4 separate regions of the Mus musculus genome follow, and regions 2, 3 and 4 are each linked to region 1. Evidence: chromatin loops called from intact Hi-C (ENCODE). Cell type or tissue: left cerebral cortex. All regions are shown on one strand. Region 1 overlaps Ncoa3 (nuclear receptor coactivator 3). Region 2 overlaps Zmynd8 (zinc finger, MYND-type containing 8). Region 3 has its middle 26 kb from the start of Slc2a10. Region 4 holds the start of Ncoa3 (nuclear receptor coactivator 3).

What was found. A loop is a pair of places that touch in the nucleus more often than their neighbours do. Peaks named below come from ENCODE experiments on the same cell type or tissue, not always from the same donor. Only the 100,000 strongest peaks of a DNase experiment are listed, where the experiment ranks them.
Region 2: it touches region 1 in a loop (2.8-fold over the local background); 24 of 42 quality-filtered maps call a loop at or near these places.
Region 3: it touches region 1 in a loop (5-fold over the local background); 8 of 42 quality-filtered maps call a loop at or near these places.
Region 4: it touches region 1 in a loop (3.0-fold over the local background); 18 of 42 quality-filtered maps call a loop at or near these places.

What each region holds. Positions count from the first base shown.
Region 1 is chr2:166,043,541-166,048,540 of GRCm38, forward strand. It overlaps Ncoa3 (nuclear receptor coactivator 3), which reads left to right. Exons shown (of 23, transcript NM_008679.3): 3 at 3,916-4,020; 4 at 4,243-4,415; 5 at 4,915-5,000. The coding sequence starts at 3,935. Among named protein-coding and RNA genes, the nearest start is that of Ncoa3, 53 kb to the left of the region's middle. In left cerebral cortex, a CTCF peak has its summit at 2,869 (motif pointing left); DNase peaks (open chromatin) are centred at 1,792, 2,319 and 2,801; H3K27ac peaks cover 1,363 bases.
Region 2 is chr2:165,816,924-165,821,923 of GRCm38, forward strand. Zmynd8 (zinc finger, MYND-type containing 8) reads right to left here. Exons shown (of 23, transcript NM_001363020.1): 12 at 3,619-3,765. Among named protein-coding and RNA genes, the nearest start is that of Gm11465, 62 kb to the right of the region's middle. In left cerebral cortex, a CTCF peak has its summit at 2,751 (motif pointing right); DNase peaks (open chromatin) are centred at 738, 1,605, 2,244 and 2,727; H3K27ac peaks cover 5,000 bases.
Region 3 is chr2:165,527,215-165,532,214 of GRCm38, forward strand. No RefSeq gene overlaps it. Among named protein-coding and RNA genes, the nearest start is that of Slc2a10, 26 kb to the left of the region's middle. In left cerebral cortex, a CTCF peak has its summit at 2,097 (motif pointing right); a DNase peak (open chromatin) is centred at 2,132.
Region 4 is chr2:165,990,364-165,995,363 of GRCm38, forward strand. Ncoa3 (nuclear receptor coactivator 3) reads left to right here and starts at 2,274. Exons shown (of 23, transcript NM_008679.3): 1 at 2,274-2,395. It overlaps LOC115489489, which reads right to left and starts at 3,418. Exons shown (of 2, transcript XM_030252296.1): 1 at 1,977-3,418. The coding sequence starts at 3,331. The coding sequence ends at 2,240. In left cerebral cortex, a CTCF peak has its summit at 2,359; DNase peaks (open chromatin) are centred at 2,241, 2,821, 3,019, 3,258 and 2 more places; H3K4me3 peaks cover 2,147 bases; H3K27ac peaks cover 1,447 bases.

The sequences.
Region 1 (5,000 bases):
TGGCTGGTGAGCCCCGGGTGTCTTCTTCCCCAGCCTGCCCAGTACTCCCAAATTCGTGTATCACCCCCCTCCCCCCAACACAGGGGGCGGGGGTTTATAAGTGTACATGACTGCCCCTGGCTTTTATGTAGATTGAAGTATTGAGTTCAGGCAAGCATTTTACTGGCTGAGCCGCCTGCTTCGCACCGAAGCACCTTTAAAAAAAGATTTATTAATTTTTGCTTTATGGTTGTTCTGCCTACACATTATGTTTGTGGATCATGTGCATGCCTGGTGCTTGTGGAGGTCAGAAGAGGGTGTCAGAGGCTCTGGAATTGGAATTGTGAGCTGCCCTGTGCGTTTTGGAAATTGAACCCAGGTTTCCAGCCCCTAAAATACTTTTTTTTTTGTTTTGTCTTTCCTCCCCCACCCCAGACAAGGTTTTTCTGTGTAGCTCTTGCAGTCCTGGAACTTTCTCTTATAGAACAGGCTGACCTTAAACTCAAGAGATTTGCCTGCCTCTGCCTTCCAAGTGCTGGGATTGAAGGTACACACCACCATTCCTGGTTTGAAATACTATTTTAGTTTTTGAGTCCTCAGAAATTCTTTAAGACTTATTTTATGTATATGAATGTTCTATATACATGTATGCCAAAAGAGGATGTCAGATCCCAGTATAGGTTGTGAGGCACTATGTGGTTGTTGGGAATTGAGCTCAGGATACCTAGAAGAGCAGACGTTAAGTACTCTTAACTGATGAGCCATCTCTCCAGCCTCAAAATACTATTTTTAATTGAATCAGTGACTGACAATCTATGGGTTTCAAGTTTGTATATTTGGCAGACAATGTTTTGAAAGTGATAAGGTAAACTCGCTCTTTGGAGGTGAAGTCTGATGGCCAATGATAACATTTGAACATGATATTGGTGAATTTGATTCATTACTAAATGTCTTCTCTGATGAATGATTGGTGCTGTGAATGAATGTAGATTTAAAAAGATATAATGAACCAGGCTGTGGGGGCAGGCAGATTTCTGTGAGTTCAAGGCCACCCTAGTCTACAGTCTACAGAGGGAATTCTAGGACAGCCAGGGCTACACAGAGAAACCCTGTCTTGGGGGAAAAAACAAACAAACAAAAAGACTTCTAATGAAATGTTATCTATTTGAAAGTAAACACATCTAATTGGAAAGGCCAGCTTTATCCAGTGCTGGCCCTCACTGACAGTTTATATGTGCACATGTTTTTGTAGTACAGTGAAGTCAGGCCGTGCTCTTCAGTGGTGCAGCCTGGACAGTCCTTGATAGGATTGAGGTCTGATTGTCACTTGCAGGAAACCAGAGGTACTTTGAAAAATGTGCCTCTTTGAGACAAAGATTAATTAGAGAAGACACAAACAGTCATGTGGAAGACAGGGTGGTATCAGGCCTGGCAGAGCATGGTTCAGGCAGTGTCATGGGGAGTGGTGGGTAGGAGGAGGCATAATGCCTGTGGAGGTAACCCCTACCTGCCCAGACCCTTACCTCATGCCCCTAACCAGCAGATGTTACAGCACTTTATGTGGTTCCTGATTAAGCTGTGAAGCTTTGTGAGCTGGGTGGAGGGAGTTTGACTTAGGGAATGAGTCATGAATCGTTTGCTCTGGTGATGGCTTGGTTGGTTATGGAATATGTCATAGCCTCTTCCATCCGGATCTAGTAATGATTCTAGGCAAGCTATTTAGCCACTTCCCTATCTGTAGAACAGAACTAATCACATGTGTGTGGTGGGGGTCACCATGTGTAACCACCCAGTGTATGTTAGTTCAGTGCCATTCTGCTCTGTCTCATCCACTCCCTCTGTTACTAACTAAGTTAGGAAAAGGGGAAGGCTTAACCAGTCTCTGCTGCCTTATCCTTGGATGGCCTACCTCCTCTCATTTTGGTACAATAAGGTTTTTCTTAGACCTTAAAATAACTTGCTCAAACAGAACACCAGCATTGATATTTTTTGTTTAATCTTTTTTTAAACGTTTGTGTGCCTGTGCATGCACACAGGTCTCAGTCTACAAACATTGTACAGAAAACATGGTTCTTTCCTTCTAGCTTGTGGGCCCCAGGATGGATCTCTGGTTGCCAGGAAAGAGGCAAGAGAGTGCCTCTGCCCTCTGAGGCCTCTCACTAATTCTTCTTTTTGGCCATGTGTCCTTGTGCTTCGGGCTAGTTAGCAAGCATGTTCTCCTGTCAGAACCCTGAGATAACAAAAAGGAAGCTGGTTAACGGTAAGCCGTAACCAGCATTTTAATGTTTTTAGAGGGAGCCACTGCCAGTCTTTGTGTATTCAGTTACATTGAGTTGGCACCACTCCACTGATGTTCATTTCCTGCTGTATGCTGTATTGCACAGCAAAGTCAGACCTGTTGTGGAGTACAGATCAAACCATGAACTGCTCTTCACTGACGGTTCTCCACGTGGACTTGCAGTCCATGTAGCACAAGGGCAAGAAGATAATGTTAGACTTCTGGAATAAGTTAAGTAAAGATAGGTATGTAAGCGCTCAATGTTGCTCAGTTAAAAAAATAATCTCTGAACTGATTGACAACACAGCTAGAACCACACTTGTCTGTTTAACACTTTGTCTGTCTACATGATGCTGTAGTCTGACACTGTAGAGGGTTCAAAAGGTGTGTGTGACCACAGATAGGACGGCAAATACTTGTTGCTCAGTATGAAGCAGAGGCAGGAGGATTGGTGCTCAGGGCCAACCACAACTATGGGTTCCAGGCCAGTCTGGGCAATGAGGCCCTGTCTCAAAACAAACATGACCTACATATTTTAAGTTTGATCATGTGGGGTTTTTTACATTTTATTTTTATTTTTAAACTGGCCTTTGTGGTGGAATTGTGCCACCTAGTGGCACAACTGCAGGCTGGCTGGCTGCAATACTGATGCAACATTGGATTCTTTAGACCAGTGATTGTCATGTTCGCGCACGAGTTAACCACTTAGTTAGTAAATGAGGCTGAATAGAGCCCTGACATTATAAGCTCAAAAAGAAATAACTTGTATTTATCGTCTTAGTGTGCGAAACTTAACCAAGATACATTATTTTTCCAGCCGTCAGTATGTAAATAATGGCTGCTGTGTGACTTAATGGCAACCTGTCGTATAGTGTGTATCTGGCTTTGCACCTATGCTTTAAGAAGAACGTAGGGTAGTTCTACAGTCATGTTAATATAGTCTAGGCTAACTTGGACTTAACAATGGAAGAGAAACGATCCAGTGGACAGAAGTGCTACCTAGGAAAAGAGCCTGGGGACAGGAGGATGAGTTCTGTTCCCAACATGCCCACATGGTAGATCATGACTGCCTCTTAACTCTAGCTCCAGGGGATTGACAGCGACTTTTTGTGGCTTGTGGGGACACTGCATACACATGCTAGCTATATATATATACACACACACACACACATACATATGTATATATACATGTAGGCAAACACTCACTCATATACAGAAAGTCAAAACCAATCTTCTAGCCTAGTCTGGGCTCATTACTTGAAGTGTTCTTACCAAATCACTGGGTTAGCTTTTATTACCTTGGTATAAATAAAATTCAGAATTGTTTCAAGATTGAAGTGCTATAGTCTTTTATTAAACATAATTTATTTGTGAAATATAAGTTGACACTGGGCCCAGATTGGCCTGGAACTTGCTTTGTAGACCAGGCTTAACCAGAATCCTTAATGTTCCTGACTCAGCCTTCTGAGTGCTGGGGTTAGAGGCTGGCACCACCATGCCCAGCATAATTACAACGCATCTGAGCTCTGAGCTTGTGCAGACACACTCATTCATACAGAAATACCCCAGGACCACAGGATACAGCTGTTCCACCATGTGACACCTTCGTAGAAAATGCCTGTTTTTGTGCTTTAATCTTGTCACCTCTTCTTCCGCAGTTGCTGATCTGTGATCAGGATGAGTGGACTAGGCGAAAGCTCTTTGGATCCGCTGGCCGCTGAGTCTCGGAAACGCAAACTGCCCTGTGATGCCCCAGGACAGGGGTAGGTGATCATCTCCATTTCCAGATGTTTCTCAAGGCCAGGGACTAATCAAAGGTGACACTGAACAAGGAATTTCTTCAGTGTATACTTTGTGCCACCACTTTGATGGTTCTTGTTGGCTAAGTTTAGTTTATTTCACACAAAACTAATGCATAATATGGGGCGGATTCTGCTTTAAGTTTTCTTGAGAGGTGTAAGTTGTGGCTTTTCTCCGCCTTCCAGGCTTGTCTACAGTGGTGAGAAGTGGCGACGGGAGCAGGAGAGCAAGTACATAGAGGAGCTGGCAGAGCTCATCTCTGCAAATCTCAGCGACATCGACAACTTCAATGTCAAGCCAGATAAATGTGCCATCCTAAAGGAGACAGTGAGACAGATACGGCAAATAAAAGAACAAGGTAACACAGAGTCAGAAAAACACCCAAGTGTTGGACTTGTAATATGTATGAAATCCTCCCTCCCCCATTCTGGATCAAGGAGATTAAATAGAGCCTCACTTGTGTTAAGTAAGACTTACCAAAGTCCCATGAGTTGACCAGCTCTTACTTTTAAGAAACAATTAACAGAATTGGCAGAAGACCGATGTTCTTCAGAACGCGGAATGCTGGTGGGAGGCAAGCTAGGGCCCTTAGGCTAGCATGGGAGCAGGAAGGGAGCCAGCCAGGTGTCTTCTACCTTCCTGGGAAACCTTGAGGCCTTCTCTTATCAGCTAGTGAGTGTTCTGCATGTATATGTACATACTGTCTGTCTGTCTGTCTGTCTCTCTCTCTCTCTCTCTCTCTCTCTCTCTCTCTCTCTCGTGTGTGTGTGTGTGTGTGTGTGTGTGTGTGTGTGTGTGTGTGTGTGTAAGGGCTGAGGTAGTGCTGCTCAACACGACGCTTCCTTCTGTGTCTTCAGGAAAAACTATTTCCAGTGATGATGATGTTCAAAAAGCTGATGTGTCTTCTACAGGGCAGGGAGTCATTGATAAAGACTCTTTAGGA
Region 2 (5,000 bases), 230 kb before region 1:
ATTCTCCTTCGTCCACCTTTGTCCCCAAGCACCTGAAGCCCATACCTCAGCCGGTCTGGAGGACCCGGGTTGGGAAATCAGGACCAGGGGACAGTTTGCCTTAACCACTATAAGCCCACATCACAGGAAGACAGCTGGACCTGGCCTGCCGATGGGGCTGTGGACAGGTGTGTAAGAGCACACACTCTCCTTAGCATTCCCTTAAGGTGGGCGGGTGATTGCCAGGAGTTCAAGGACAGCTTGACCTACACAGCAAACAGGGAGCCTCTGCCTCTGCCTACTGTGTGTGCCTATGTCTCAAAGGCTAAACTCTTAATAGGAGAATCCAAAGTACCCATTTTACAAAGCAAGGCATCCCTTGGCCAGTAAGCTATTTTATCCTGTAAGAAGAAAGCGACCAAGGCATGAGGGCTGGGATCAAGACTAAGGCCAAGGCTTTTGGAGACGTAATGACCCATCCTGGAGTGCTGGCTGGGGCATGCCTCTCCTCCTGCAGGAGAGAGCATCAGCTCTTCTCACACTGTCCTTCTAGGCTGGGGTGGGCTCCAGCTCCCCTAGGCTACCAGCATTTTGAATGCTTCAGCTCCTGCTATAAATGGAAGCCAGAGAGAACAAATAGCCATGCTAGATAAAGGCTCCTCCATTTCTGTGAGGGAGAACAGAGCTGAACAGCGACATCACGGGGGCAACTTGGCAGCATCTCTAAATGCGCACGAAGCCCGTGAGGCCTCCTGCCCTCCCTTCCCCTTCTATGGATTTGCCTCCTATGTGGGCAGAAATGCCTACACTGTAGCTATGTCGGAATGGACAACTACGTCATGCCCATAGGGATGAAGGCTCCAGATTACCCTCAAATGGCACCGGGATAAACAGGAGTGCCGAAAACACAGCGGGGGAAAGATTCCTAGGTTGGCATCAAACGGCAACCCATTCTAGGAAAAGGAAACCAGGGGCATAGCCAAGGTTGGGGTGGGCAGAAAGAGACAGGACGGGAATATGATTACAGGTGTTCCTGAGGTGCTCAGCATCAGTGCTGACGGCAGGGGACATGGGGACATGGGGCTAAGGCCGTCTTAGTCCTAGTGGTGGGGAGTGCTGTCCCACCGGTGCAGTGGTGTAAAACCCCACTGTCTGCTCGCTCCAGCCAGGGGCAGCCACATCCTAGAGAACAAACACTGCCAGGGATGAGACTCAGACCTCAGACACAGAGGAGAGGGAGGGCAGGTGGCAATGTCACCTGGGAGACAGGGATGGAGATGGAGGCTCTCTCTGACCTACAGTGATGCTCTTCCCGAGGCTGGCAGGACCATTGCCGGAGGACAAGGACACACTGGCATTGTCCAGAGTGCCAACTTCCTCGGCTTCCCCTGTCCATGGGTGAGATAAGCAGGAGGGCCAAAAGTTCAAGGCCTGCCTTGACTTGAGGTCGGTATAGCTATATGACAACCAGTCTCAAAAAAAAAAAACCCAAAAAAACAAAAAACAAAATCAGAAAAGGCCCATCAAAGGGGATTGGCCATGAAAGGCATCACACTGACAAACCTACCAGCCTGGGTCTGGCCCTGGGACCTGGGAGGAAAGAACAGCTCCCCACGCTGCCCTTTGACCCCTACAGATTCATGCAAAATGTGTGTGAGAGAGAAAGATAGAGGGAGGGAGGGGCCTTTAATCCAAGCACTCAAGAGACAAGGGCAGGCAGATTGCCAAGTTCAAGGCCGGCCAAGGCTACATAGTGAGCCCCTACTTTATGGGGAAGTGATTTGCCCCATGTCTCCAGTTTGGCCCTGCTTAGCTGGACAGTGGTTTCTCACCATCAGTCTCCAGGACTCTCTCACCGCACATGAGTGGATACAGAATCACGCACACTCCCCTCCTCCCTCCAACCTTCCCCCCCCCACCACCACCACGCACAGCATTCTCCAGGGTCCCCAGTGGAGCCCCTACCTATGAGGCTGAAACCCCACCCTAGGAACCCACCCACGTGTCTGACGCTTTCAACCTGACTGAATGAAATGAGACATGTACTCTAGAAGGAATTATGGGGGTTGGAGGGGTCACAGGACAAAAATCATGGATTCCCCAGAGCCACCTTTGAGCCACCACTGCTGTACCTCAAGCTTCAAAGACCCAGGATACCACAAGGATGCCCAGTGGGCTCCGTGGTTTACGGAATAAGCTATTCCTGCCAGGCGTGATTGGCAGAAAGGAAGTGTCACCACGAGAACGCCTCTGTTCCACAGAGCTTCTGTTCAGAGTGTGAAGGTGGGAGGAGGCCCTGAGAAAAGAAACCACATTTCTAGAACAAATGTCCCAAGGCAGCAATCGGGTCCCTTCTGAATCAATCGAGGAACCAGCTGGTGGCTCTGGATGGAGTCCTAGCAAGGACCCTGGCTGTCCAGCTGCAGCCATAAGGCAAGGTAGGAAACTGGACTACACCTGGTGGCCGCTAGTCCTGTTGCCCTGGGAACAAGTGGTGTGGCCTGGATGGTGCTGTGAACTCAATACCATATACAGGTGGCCTCCCTCCCCCCAAGGTGTCTGGAATATCACAACCCCTTGGCAGTGGCTTTCTCTGTGGCCTCCTGCCCCTGCTCTTCCCTCCACTGATCCCTACCTGCTCCAGTGGCCCAGGGCCCCTGCTCCTTCCGAACATTCTAAGGCTAGCTCTCAACCTCAGGGGATCCACTGGGGCTGGGTGGATCTCTGCGCTGAGGTCATCATCAGCACCAGACACTAAGCTGCACCTCCAGTCTGTAGCCACTAGGTGGCAGCATTCAATTACTCAGAAATATGGAAACTACAGGCCTATAGCAGCCAACCTGTACAGATCCCAGAAATTCTAACCTTCTGCCCCTTGCTCCCTGCTATGCAGGCCACTCTAGGCTGCATAGAAATTTAACTGCAAACTAGAACTATATGCATAGACCTTGTCTCAAACACATACACACACACACCCCATACCAAGTGGAGCCAGGCCTGGTGGCACATGCCAATAACTACACTTGGAAGGTAAAGACAGGATCATGTGATCCTGAGCTACAAGGCAAGCTCAATCCAGATGAAAGAATTCACATTTTATAAAATGAGAAATGGTTACAGAGATGCCTCCTCAGTTAAACCGCACTGGCTGTAACTTTGGAGGCTCAGGACTGAGTCCCAGCACTGCCATGGTGACTTAGAGCCATCTGCAACTCCGGTTCTGCAGAACCTCATGCCTTCTGGCCTCCACAGGCAAGAGACAGGCATGTGGCACACAGACACTCATACAGGCAGCACACCCATATTCATAAGAGAATTGAAACTGTATCAGAACACCCAGCCCAAAACAGTAAGACTTGTAAAACTTGCTTCAGTCACATGGATCTGCACAGGGTGGGACTAGCTTCCAAGAATTACTTGTAAAGACTGGCCCAGGATACTGTGGTAAAACACCTTTGCAAGCCAAGGCTCTGCCCAAGGAAGCCCCTCCTCACCCTGTTCCCCGATTTCCCCTTGCCTCCCTCTACCCACCAACGCCTTTACATTTTCTGCAGAGAGAAAGGAGAAGTTCAAGGACAAAGGGTCATTGCTGCCAGACACACACACTCACATACACACACTTCTTGAAACGCCACTGACCCAAGTTCAGGTTCAGGATGCTCCCGGTGGTGGAGGTGGAAGTCTTGTCGGGTTTTGTCATGATGGGTGTCGGCGCTTGCGGAGAGAAAGGCTTTGGGCTGCCAGACAAGCTCCCGGCTTGCCCCGTCTTGGTGGAGGCTGGAGAAGCTAGAAAAGTATGTCAGGGTTAGAAAGCTGGCTTTACAGATCAGTAAACCAATAAAGCTCCCAGGGTCGGTCGGTCGGTCGGGGCTGAGGACAGGAGAGAAGGGGTGTGGCGTGCTTCACTGCACAAGTGCTGTTCAGGGTCCTGGGTGGGACTGGGAAGATGGGCAGCCATGAACTGCCAACAAAGGGCTGTCACCAAACACAGGCTCTGAGCCAAATGGCTAGGCTGCCACTGAAATTGCATTGGCCCGTTTATGGGTTTAAGCCATAAGCAAAACCCCCCTCATATGCTGTATGCACGGGTCAGGAGCATGTAGGCATGACAGCCATTGGTAAGAGTCTGGGGACAGCTCAGAGCCTTCCCCACCTGTCTCTGACCAGCCCTGGGGAGGGCTACAGGAAAGCAAGCTGGGCATCGGGTGAAGGGGTAGAGATGTTGGCAAATTATCTCATTTCTCAGTGAGGTTCAGACTCCTGCAAGAAGGACAGACCATGTTGCCATGCCTTAGGTGTTTAAACAGGGAGAACAAAGAGGGACCACGAGCTTCCTAAAGACCCACCCAGTCCTGACCGGTTACCCTCACGCACTGCCCAGCATCGTTTCTGAGCCCTGACAAGGCAGCACCCGAAGATAGGAGATGCGAAGGAGATCTGTTCCTGACAGGAATTCCTAAATGGCCCAGGAGGGCAGTAAACAAGACACCATCAGAGACTACAGAAATGTAGGCTTGCTGTGGCGCTGTCCTGTAATCCTGGTAGTGAGGCAGCAGGTCGGGAAGACGAGTTCAAGGTTAACCTCGGCTACATAGCGGGTGGCCAGCCAGCCAGCCCTGCAGAGAGAGCCATTCTGAGGAAGAAGGCTCATGCGTTTGGCTGGGTGGGTATGACTGGTTCTGTGTTGTCTGTGTGTGTACTGAGGGTGCCTGTGAGTCCAGGTGCCCACTGAGTTCGCAAGGATCCCTCGGAACCAAAGAGATGGGAGATCTGGGAAGCAATCCTGCATCCTCAGTAAGTGCCGGGTACACCCGTGATCCCGAGCGACTTTCCTCCAGTCTTGCGATTTGATTCTTAGTATAAGGGGAAGACTCAAAACTAGAGAGACCTAGGCTCAATCAATGGTGGACACTTAACGGTTGGCCGGGACTTTTGGTAAGGTGCCTCTGTCTGCAGCTCCCTTGGGAAGAGGGATAACCTGACAGGGCCGACAAAAACATCTACATACATCGGTGACAGTG
Region 3 (5,000 bases), 520 kb before region 1:
GGAGGCTAGAGGAACACCTAGGTATCATACTTAGAATGCTGTCTACTACCTTTGAGACAGGATCTCTCATTGACCTGGAGCTCATTACTTAGGCCAGACTGGCTGGCATCCTCCTGTCCCTGCTGCCCAAGAGTGGGATTTTAAGCGTGCACTTCACTTTTTACATAGGTTCTGGGTTTGAACTTGGATCTTCAAACTTCTGAAGCAAGTATTTTACCAACCAAGCCATCTTTTAGCCCTTATTCATTTATTTTTACTGTATTTTAATTACTGATTGATTGGTTGGTTGGTTGATTGATTGATTGATTGCAGTCCCAGGTATTGAACCCAGGACCTTGCAGATTCGAGGCAACGCTTTACCATTGAGACACACTCCCAGTCACGTCATGAGGATTTTATCACAGCCCCTGGCCTCAGTAGAGATGATCTCATATCTGAGGGTCACCCTCCCCTCCTTAGACATCAGGTGACACACCCTCTGTCCTAACCTCTGGTCCCCAGGATCTAGGCTTTGGTGATAGAAAATTCTTTCTCGGGCTGGAGAGATGGCTCAGCGGTTAAGAGCACTGGTTGTTCTTCCAGAGGTCCTGAGTTCAATTCACAACAAACACATGGTGGCTCACAACTATTTGTAATGAGATCTGATGCCTTCTTCTGGTGTGTCTGAAGACAGCGACGACAGTGTACTTACATACATAAAATTAATAAACCTTAAAACAAACAAGCAAAAAAACAAAAACCCCAGGAAACTTTCTCCCCGAGAAGCAAGGAGGCCCGACTGTAGCAGGACCCAGATCTTCTCTCTACTCTGTGCCTGCCTGCGAGGCCCTGGAGACTAAGCTGTGCTCTAATCCTTTTCTAAACACAAATGCAGGAAGCCCAGTGGCCAGGGAGTGGGGCAGGTGTTAGTTTTTTCAGCTGTCTCTGACCCCTTTGGGGGATGCCAGAGCCCTGCTCTGCTGAGGTCACCCCATCCCACCCTCACCTGCATGCGTTTACCACAATCTCATCTCCTCTTTTCCTCTTCCACAAAGCCTCTGGCCCTTTCTGTTCTTATTTTTCTATGTTAATTGGAGACTGGTCCCCTTGCTGGGGGGGGGGGGGGGGCAGAGACAATGCCAACCACAACAGACTCAGCAGGCCAGTGAAAGGAGTTCCCCAGAGATCCTTCACAGTGGGACCCTCCAGCAGGAGGAATGCTGGGGGGGGGTGCTCTGTGAAGGCAGTGGTGGCATGGGTGGGGTGTAAGTAGGAGAGAGAAACTCAGGGTCCCTCTTAGGGTTCTATTGCTGTGATAAAACACCATGACCAATAGGCTTATTTCACTCACAGTTCCATAGAATACTTCATCATTAAGAACAGAGAGGTCAGGAACTCATTCAGGGCAGAAACCTGCAAGCAGGAGCTGATGCAGAGGCCACGGAGGGGTACTGCATACTGGCTTATTCCTCATGGCTTGCTCAACCTGCTTTCTTATGGAACCCAGGACCACCAGGTCAGGAGAGCCCCTCCCCACAGACCATCGGCTGAGCCCTTCCCCACCAATCACTGAAACTATAGGTTGCAACCGCATTTGGGGTCGAAGGACCCTTTCACAGGGGTCACCAAAGACCCATCAGAAAACACGGATATTTTCGTTACAATTCATGACAGTAGCAAAGTCACACCTATGAAGTATCAACGAAAGTAACTTGATGGTTGGGGTCAGGTTTGCCCCTGACAGGCACACAGGATGAAGAACACTTCCCACAATGTCACTGGTGCTCAGATGAGAACCCCTGCCTAACGTTGCCTTGTATGGTGAGAGCCTGAGACACAAAGCAGGTAGGTGGCATATCTGAAGACATGCAGCCCCAAGGAGCCATGTTGACTGGGATTTACCCAGGTATCTCCTGGCTCCTAAGATGGGAATGGAGTTTCTGGGGCATATACTTAGGGGCTTCAACAGAGTGTAAGAAGAATAAGGGTGATGTGAAGTATTTGGGGGTGAAGATCTGTCATGGTCCCTCTTGTAGTCTGCTTCTGGTGGAAGGAAACCTGCTCCCCTGCCTCTGTTCCCCACCAGGCAAACGCTGTACTGCAGTTCTACAGCATGACCAGCAGAGGGCGCAAGTGCACCTTTGTGTTTCCTCGTTACAGCTTTTCCTTAAAAGGGAACAGGGCACCTTCAAGAAAATGAGGAAAACATGCAAAAGCAGAAAGAAAGAAAAAATTCATCTTGCAAGGAGCCGGGCGGTAGTGGTGCACGCCTTTAATTCCAGCACTCGGGAGGCAGGTGGATCTCTGATTCGAGGCCAGCCTGGTCTACAGAGTGAGTTCCAAGACAGCCTGTACTACACAGAGAAACCCTATTTCGAAAACCCAACAAAACAAACAAACGAAAACAAAGAAATCCCTAAAAATATTGGCTTCCGAGGGTTGTTCAGCAGAGGAGCAGTGTATGCTTTGTCCTGTCCTTTCTGGAGTTGAATCTGTTGACAATAGTTTCTTGACACAGGTGTAACCTCCCGGTACACACACTATACAGCCTAGGTTTGTCACATCATAACTTTGCCTGTGAGCCACAAGCCCTTCATATAGCACCTAATGATGGCTGTAAAGTGGGGTGTACCTCATCAGCCCACAGGAGTTAACTTGGCTGTGCCCACTGTGGAGATCTGACAAACTCGGAGGTAAGGTCTTTGCCTCAGCTGCCAGGACAGACCAGACCATCACTGACTTTACCCAGGATGGCGTTTCTGAGAGAACCCCCCGGGAGAGCTCCTCAGAGGAGGAGAAGGTGGAGACCAGAGGGGCACCAGCAAGGAGTCTGGGGAGGTCCAGTCAGGAAGGCCCCTGGACTGCTTTGCGGGAAGACCCTGCTGGGGTTGAGAGGAGACAGAGGGAGAGAGGCAGGAAGGTCTGAGACACCTGCTCCCTTCTCTGCTTCTGGGCAGATGTGCCATGGATGGGGAGAACTCAGCAGGATGGCAAGGCCCACCCCACCCCCGACGGCAGCCTGTGAGGAAGGGACAGGGCTGCTGACAACCTGGGCTTCTAACAGGGAGGATGGTCTGGTGGGAACAGGCAGAGCTGGGCGGGGCACCTTTATAACTCGTTACTTGTTTACTCCTTCATGTTGCAAAAGTAATTCCTGGCTGCGGTAGAAACATTTATACTATACAGTCAAGAACAAGGAAGGGAGCCGACAGGGGAGGAAGCGGGAGAGCAGACACACCTTCCAACCAGAGGCCTCAGAAGTGTTTCAAGTCGGTCAGTCAGTCTGCCTATCTATCTATCTATCTATCTATCTATCTATCTATCTATCTATCTATCTATCTATCTATCTATCTCTATCTTCTATCTATCCATCCATCCTCCCACCCACCCACCAACCCACCTATAACCCACCTATCTACCTACCTACCTACCCATCTGCAATCACACGTGTCTGTGGCCATCACAGGACGCCTTGTAGGAGTCAGTGTCCTCCTACCATGTGGATACTGGCATCGAACTCAGGTCACTGGGCTTGCCAGCAAGTGTCTTTGCTCATGGGACTATCTCATTGGCTCCTCCAGTATCATTTAAAGCATTCCCTTTTGGTAAGCTCTTTAACAGGGTGTGTGTGTGTGTGTGTGTGTGTGTGTGTGTGTATACATGCTCACACACATGAACATTCATTCAGCAGCTACTGTGCACCACGTATTTCTTTGGCTGCTACAACATGACAGAGAACGAAGAGACTGAAGTCCTTGAGGGCTGATGCGGCAAAGAGGGCAGCACGGTCGGTCGGGCCCTGTGTATGCAGTGTGCCGGCAGGCAGAAAGCCAGGTGTGGATGTGGGTTCTGCGTGGGCTTGGTATTTGTACCTGCGTGAAGGATATGACAGAGCAGAGGCCTGAAGCTTAGAGGAAGCAAAGCATTTACAGGGTGGGCAGCCAGGCGAAGGCACTCATCTGAACAGGCTGGGGACAGCTTCCCACTAAGTTGACACTTAGAGGATGGGGCGGAGTCAGCCTTGAGGAAGATGTCACTAACACTTCTGGGGTGGGGTGGGGCTACAACTCATCTCACCCTCTGCCCAGCACTGTAGCCGGATCCCAACATGCCCGCCCAGTGTTTGACTGTGGCTTCTCTGGCTATGCCAGCCTCAAGGGCCGACCTGCTTGCTGCTGAAGCTTGGTGCCTGACGTGGGACTGACACATGGTCGGGAACTCTGCATCGGTGAGATCACTCAGTGAATGGACACTGCGCTGGAGTACAGCTTGGAGGTTCACACTGCCTCAGGGTGCTCAGAACAGGCAACGGAATAAATACAAGGCTCTGTGATTGAGTAGGGGGTGAAGCAGCTGTTACTGGCAGAAATCTACTACAGCCCATCCGGCTGTCTTAATCACAGTTCAGATTAACCTCTGGCCCTAGCACCATGGAGGACATCTGATCCTGGGTGAACCCCCCCAACCACCCCCCAGTTTCCATTTCTGCATCCAGAAAATGGGGATAAAAACAGGCCATTGAAAGGATTGACAGATGTCTCAAAGGTCACAGATGAAGAGGGAGCTGGGGCATTGGATTCTCTCACTACAAAACTCTCTACCATGTCATGAAGGTTGGAAGGTGGGCAAGGCCAGTACAAAGCCTGAGGGATACCACAGGGCCTTTGCACTGGCTGGGCCCTCTTCCTCTGATTCTTTCCGCTCACCCGGGTCTCAGGCTGGTTATCACTGCTGAAGGAGGTCACCTGACCACTATGCCCTTACCACCTCCCCTTCCTGCCCCTCTCCCCTCCCCTCTGTCATCTTATTCCAAGCCCCATCACCACCGGAAGCTGCCACAGGTCTACCTTCATACCCACCCCTTCCCCACCCCAGTGCTTCAGAGATGGCAGGGTCTCCGCATCATCAGCTGCTGTCGGGGCCATCACAGGCACTCAGGAAATGGACATTCGGTGAATGACCAGGAATGACTGAAGGAATGGTTGTATTAGAACATCGGGGGACCCCTGGAATGAAGGGGG
Region 4 (5,000 bases), 53 kb before region 1:
CCTCCATCTTTCTTCCTTCCAGTAGGCTCTTATTGGGTGGCCCTGCATGCCTGGCCCCGTCCTCTTGACAATCCTGTTGCCTCAGCCTCCTGAGTCCTGGGATTGCAGGATACCATGTGTAGGCTGGCCTGGGATTTCAGACATAGTGGAGGATAACCTTTGTCCTTTTACCTCCTAAATGGAAGGATTACAGGTGTGTCCTACCAGGCCTAGCTCTGGTGCTAATCTTGTTGGTGATGTAAGCACTGGGGCCCTCAAAGGACAGGGACGTACAAGAAGGCTGTGTGCAGGGCTGGCAGCTGCTGTTGGGTCTTGCCTGGGACCTCAGCCTCTGTCAACTGGTGCTTCCTTTCCCTCTGGATTCTCATAGAGCTAGAGTTGGGGCCAGGAAGGAGGAAGTAGGAGCTGGCAGCATTCTCAAGCTCTAGGCCTGTGACTTGTGTTTCCTTGGGGCAACAGTCTTAGAACCAAGCCTAATTCGAAGAAGGGACACAAGTCAATCCCTTCATGGAGGAGTGGTCTGGGCAAACAGGGAAGGATGAAGGATGAAGGCAGCATCTTCGCTGATTATCTACCTGAGCAAGTCAATCAGCTACTTTAAATTTTGGCTCTAGCACCGGCCAGATGCTGTTGCAGGGTCACCTGCTTACCCCACCCAAAGCAGCGGCATGTCTGCCTTCTTTTTGGATCTTTTACTGAAACAATTGAATTATTTTTTTACTGTTCATATCTGTTATGCTCTCAACATATACATATATAAAGATTATGTATATGTCTGAATATGGATAAAATTTTAGTACAGTACTGTGCTTGAATCAGTAATTATTTATTTTAATGTACTTTTGTTACATTTAGAATTATTATTACTATTTTTAGTTTTAAGATTAGATTTCTCTATGTAGCCCTGGATGGCCTGGAACTCAGAGATCCACTTGCCTCTGCCTTCTGAGTACAGGGATTAAGGGTGTGCACCACCACACCAGGTTTGGGACTTGGCTGCTGTGGGAATAACTCCAAGGGTAAACAGTGGACACTTGCAGAACAGTAAAGTAGTGCAGGTGGGAAATCCTTGAGGTGACAGCAGAACCTCAGGATAGGGTTAGTCTTATTCACACTGAAGACATTTTATACAGTTGTGTCCCAAGACGTCCTCTATTTTTTCCCATTAACTCCAAATTCCTTTACAAGTTCTTTTTACCTAAGAACTATCCATAAACCGGGGTTGCTAGTGCATGCCTTTAATCCAGCACTAGGGAGGCAGAGGCAGCCAGGTTTCTAAACTGGAGTCTAGCCTGGCCTACATTTATTGAATTTAACTTTGGCCTTATTTATTTTGGTCAGACTCCCCTCACCCCCATCCCCAACTTGGCTTTAAATCCCTGCTTTGAAGGAGGACTTTGAGTTTTTGTTTCTTCTGTTTCTGCCCCGGAGCCATGGGGTCACTGGGATTGCCTTCACTTGCTACCATCGGTTTTCTTGGAGGAGAGGCTGGTTCTGTAGAATGCTGCACATTCTGCGCTTTAATTTTTTAAAAAATTATTTATTTATTTATTTTCCTATTCCGTTAGATTCAGGTCACTTAACTTGGTAGTTTTCTGCTTTCTGCACTGCATCCTATCGGGGACATGGCGTGACAGTTTGAGTCACCTTTGGTGGCACCGAGTTTAAGATGTTCTTGGTTAAGGTGCTGTCTCTCAGTAATTCCCACTGTAAAGCAAGCTGTTCTCTGGTTTAAATCACAATACGCAGAGACCAAACCTGAGGACCAACACCTTGTGAGCCAAAACCTTTTTTTTTCCTTCGAGACAGGGTTTCTGTATAGCCCTGGCTGTCCTGGAACTCACTTTGTAGATCAGGCTGGCCTCGAACTCAGAAATCCGCCTGCCTCTGCCTCCTGAGTGCTGGGATTAAAGGCGTGTGCCATCACCGCAAGGCCCGAAACCTTTTCAAGTCAGTGACTTAGCAGGGCTCCTGACCTCGGGCCTCAGTTTGCTCCTCTGAAAAGTAAGGACAACGCCCCCTCAGCTACTGGTCTTGTGGGACGGTGCTTGGCGCACAATGAACACTCCATTGAAGTCAGGAATTCCAGGATGGAGACAGGCAAACGGGAAAACGAACCCAGAACGTCCTCTTCACCTCCAGCGGCTGGGTGAGCTGAGGGGAACCCAGGCCTCGCGGCCACGCCCCCTGCCTCGCGCACGGCCCCCTGGGACCCGTAGTGCTGGGCGTGGCCGCGGGACTACAAATCCCGGCGGCCCCCGCGCCGCGGCTTCAGCGGCGGCTGCCTCAGCTCCTCAGAGCGCCGGCGGCGGCCTCGGCGGAGTCGGTGTCGGCGGCCGGGGCTGAGCTGTGAGTTTCCGATCGAGAACAGCGTTGGGGAAGATGGCGGCGAGCGGTGAGTGGAGAGAAAGGCAGTGGCGAGCGGCGGGCGAGGCCGGCGGCATGGCCTGAGGCGGGGGTCCTGGGGTCGCCAGTAACGCGCGGCGCAGGCGACAGGGATCGCGCGGGCGGCGCTGGGCTCCGGGGCCCGTGCAGGGTCGCGAGGAGTTCGCGGCCGCGGCCTCTGCTTGCCGCTGGGGCTCCCCCCGCCGAATCTCGGGTCGGAGAAGCTCAGCCGAGTCTCCTCTTCCCGCCGGCGCCGCCCGGCGGAGCGGACACGGGCGGCTCCTCCGGCCGAAGCTGCGGCTCCGCTGCGAGCGGGCGCGGCGGACACGGAGTGTGCGGTGCCCGCGGGGTGTGTGCGGGGTGAGAGTGGGGTCTGTGGCGTGTGCGGGGTGTGTGGCATGGATGTGGGGGTCTGCGGGTTGTGCCAGGTGTGTTGGGTGGCCCCGGAGTCCGCCAGGTGTGTGGGGTGGATGCAGGCTGCGTGTGGGGGTCTGCAGGGTGGATGCTGGGCGAGGGAGCTGAGTGCGGTGTGCGAGGTGTGTGCTGGTGTGTGCCGGGTGAGTGGAGGTGCGAGGGGTGAGTGCAAGGTCTGCGGTCTGTGCGGGGCGAGGACCGGGTGGATGCGGGGTCCGCGATGTCTCCAGGGTGGATGCTTGGCGGATGAGGAGTCCGAGGTGTGTGTAGCGTGGATGCAGGGTCGGCCGTCTGTATGGGATGAGTGTGGGGTCTCTCCCTCTCTGTGCGGCGTGGATAGGGGCTCTGCCGTCTTGTGTCGGCTATCATCGAGGTCGCTTTCATCTTCTGAAATTCCCAGTCTAGGTTCGTTCATTGATTCTGTTTGCAGTAGTTTAAATGAAGTGGGAGGCAGTGCTACTTCCCTAGGCAGCTTGAGGGTGGCTAGGGTGGAAAAGTTAAGCAGGAGAGCAGCTCGGAGAGGCCAGAGCATCGTAGGCCCGCGGAGCAGGAGCCTAGGACTCCACACTGTATGACACTGGAAGGTTGGAAAGTGTCTTTAAGTCGAGAAACTTTTTCCCCCTCCCAAATGCGAAGACTTCCTTTTTTTTTTTTTTTGGTTGCAGTTTCTGAGTAGCGCTTCAAAGCCAACTTGTTTTTGTAATTAAGCTTGTGAGGTTAAAAACCAGGAAGGCGAGTCAGTCCCCTGTCTGCTGAAGGGCTAGGTGGACGAATAAGATGAGAGGTCCTGTATCAGGGTTTCTGGACTGAGATTTAAATGTCGGGGACCCTCGGCTTGGTTGACAGATCTCTGCTGCGCCAAAGCCTCAGCATTTGTTCCTGCAGGTTGTTGCAGAAATGAGTTGCTGGAGCTAAGGGTGCATGCATTCAGATCTTCAGCAGATACGGCTGTGGACTAACAGGGCAGTGCAAACCTCTGAGTTTGTGAGCCGTTTGTTCTTTTAAAACCTTAAATGGTTATCAAGTATTCAGAATAGGTTTTTTCCACATCGGATACCCAACTGAAAAGGTCTGAAAATACTGAAAAAGGAATCTCTTCCACTAGAAACCCTGTCTGTGGCAATGACTGTTAGCATTTCTTGCAGTAAGTTTGGCTTTGGAACTAAAGACTAAAGTATTTTCATTAGAAACAAACCCCAGCTGGTATATACTGAGAGCAGGAACGGGGGCTGGGGAGGGGTAGTGTTTTCTTTTTTTGCTATTTTAAACTTGCAGGAGCTGGAGAGATGGCTCAGAGCTTTAAGAACATTGGTTACTGCTCTACTAGAGGACCTGGTATTGACCCGCAGCATCCAGCAACCATCTATGGCTCCAGTTCCAGGGGATCGGTCGCCCTCTTCTGGCCTCTGTGGACATCAGGCATCCACCTAGTGCACTGATTGACATGAATTTAAAAAATCTCAATAGTTGTTAGGCTGTTGAATTTAGTGCTACTGCTGTTTGCTGTATTAAAACCCTTAAAGAAATAATAGTCTGTGGGATGTAGAACCCTGAGGCTTCATTGTAAGATGAAGCCTCTGTTTGTAACATGTAAAGTGATACCGACCACTGTAGCTCCTGTGTTGCTGGAGGTAGCTTCAGGTTCTGAATTTAAATGAGCAGTAATCTAAACTGCCTGTGATCCCAAATTATAGAGTATTTTATATGTTGATAGAAAAGACTTAATTGTCCAATCAGCATTAAAAAACAAAAAGGCACATGCTAGCTTTCAGCATATAGAAGGAAGTACATTTTATAGCTGGGGATTGTAGGCAAAAGGGGCAGCTCTAATTGTAAGCAGTTACGGAGGACATTTTCATCAGAAAACACCCTTTAAAGAGGACTTCAAAACACAAACTTCAGCATATAATCAAGATTGTCTTTTTTAAAGATTATTTTATTTTTATGTGTGTGAGTATTTTGTCTATATGTATGTCTGAGCATCATGTGCATCCTTATTGCTTAAAAGGTCAGAAGAGAATCCCTTCTGTCAGATCCCTGGAACTGAATTTAAGGATGCTTTGTGAGTAGGGCATACATAATGTTGTATGCCTTTAATCTCAGGATTCTGGTGGCAGAAATAGATGTATCTCTGAAGCCGGCCTGGTCTACAGAATGATAGCCAGTGCTATACAGAGAAACCCTGTTTCAAAAAAAATAAA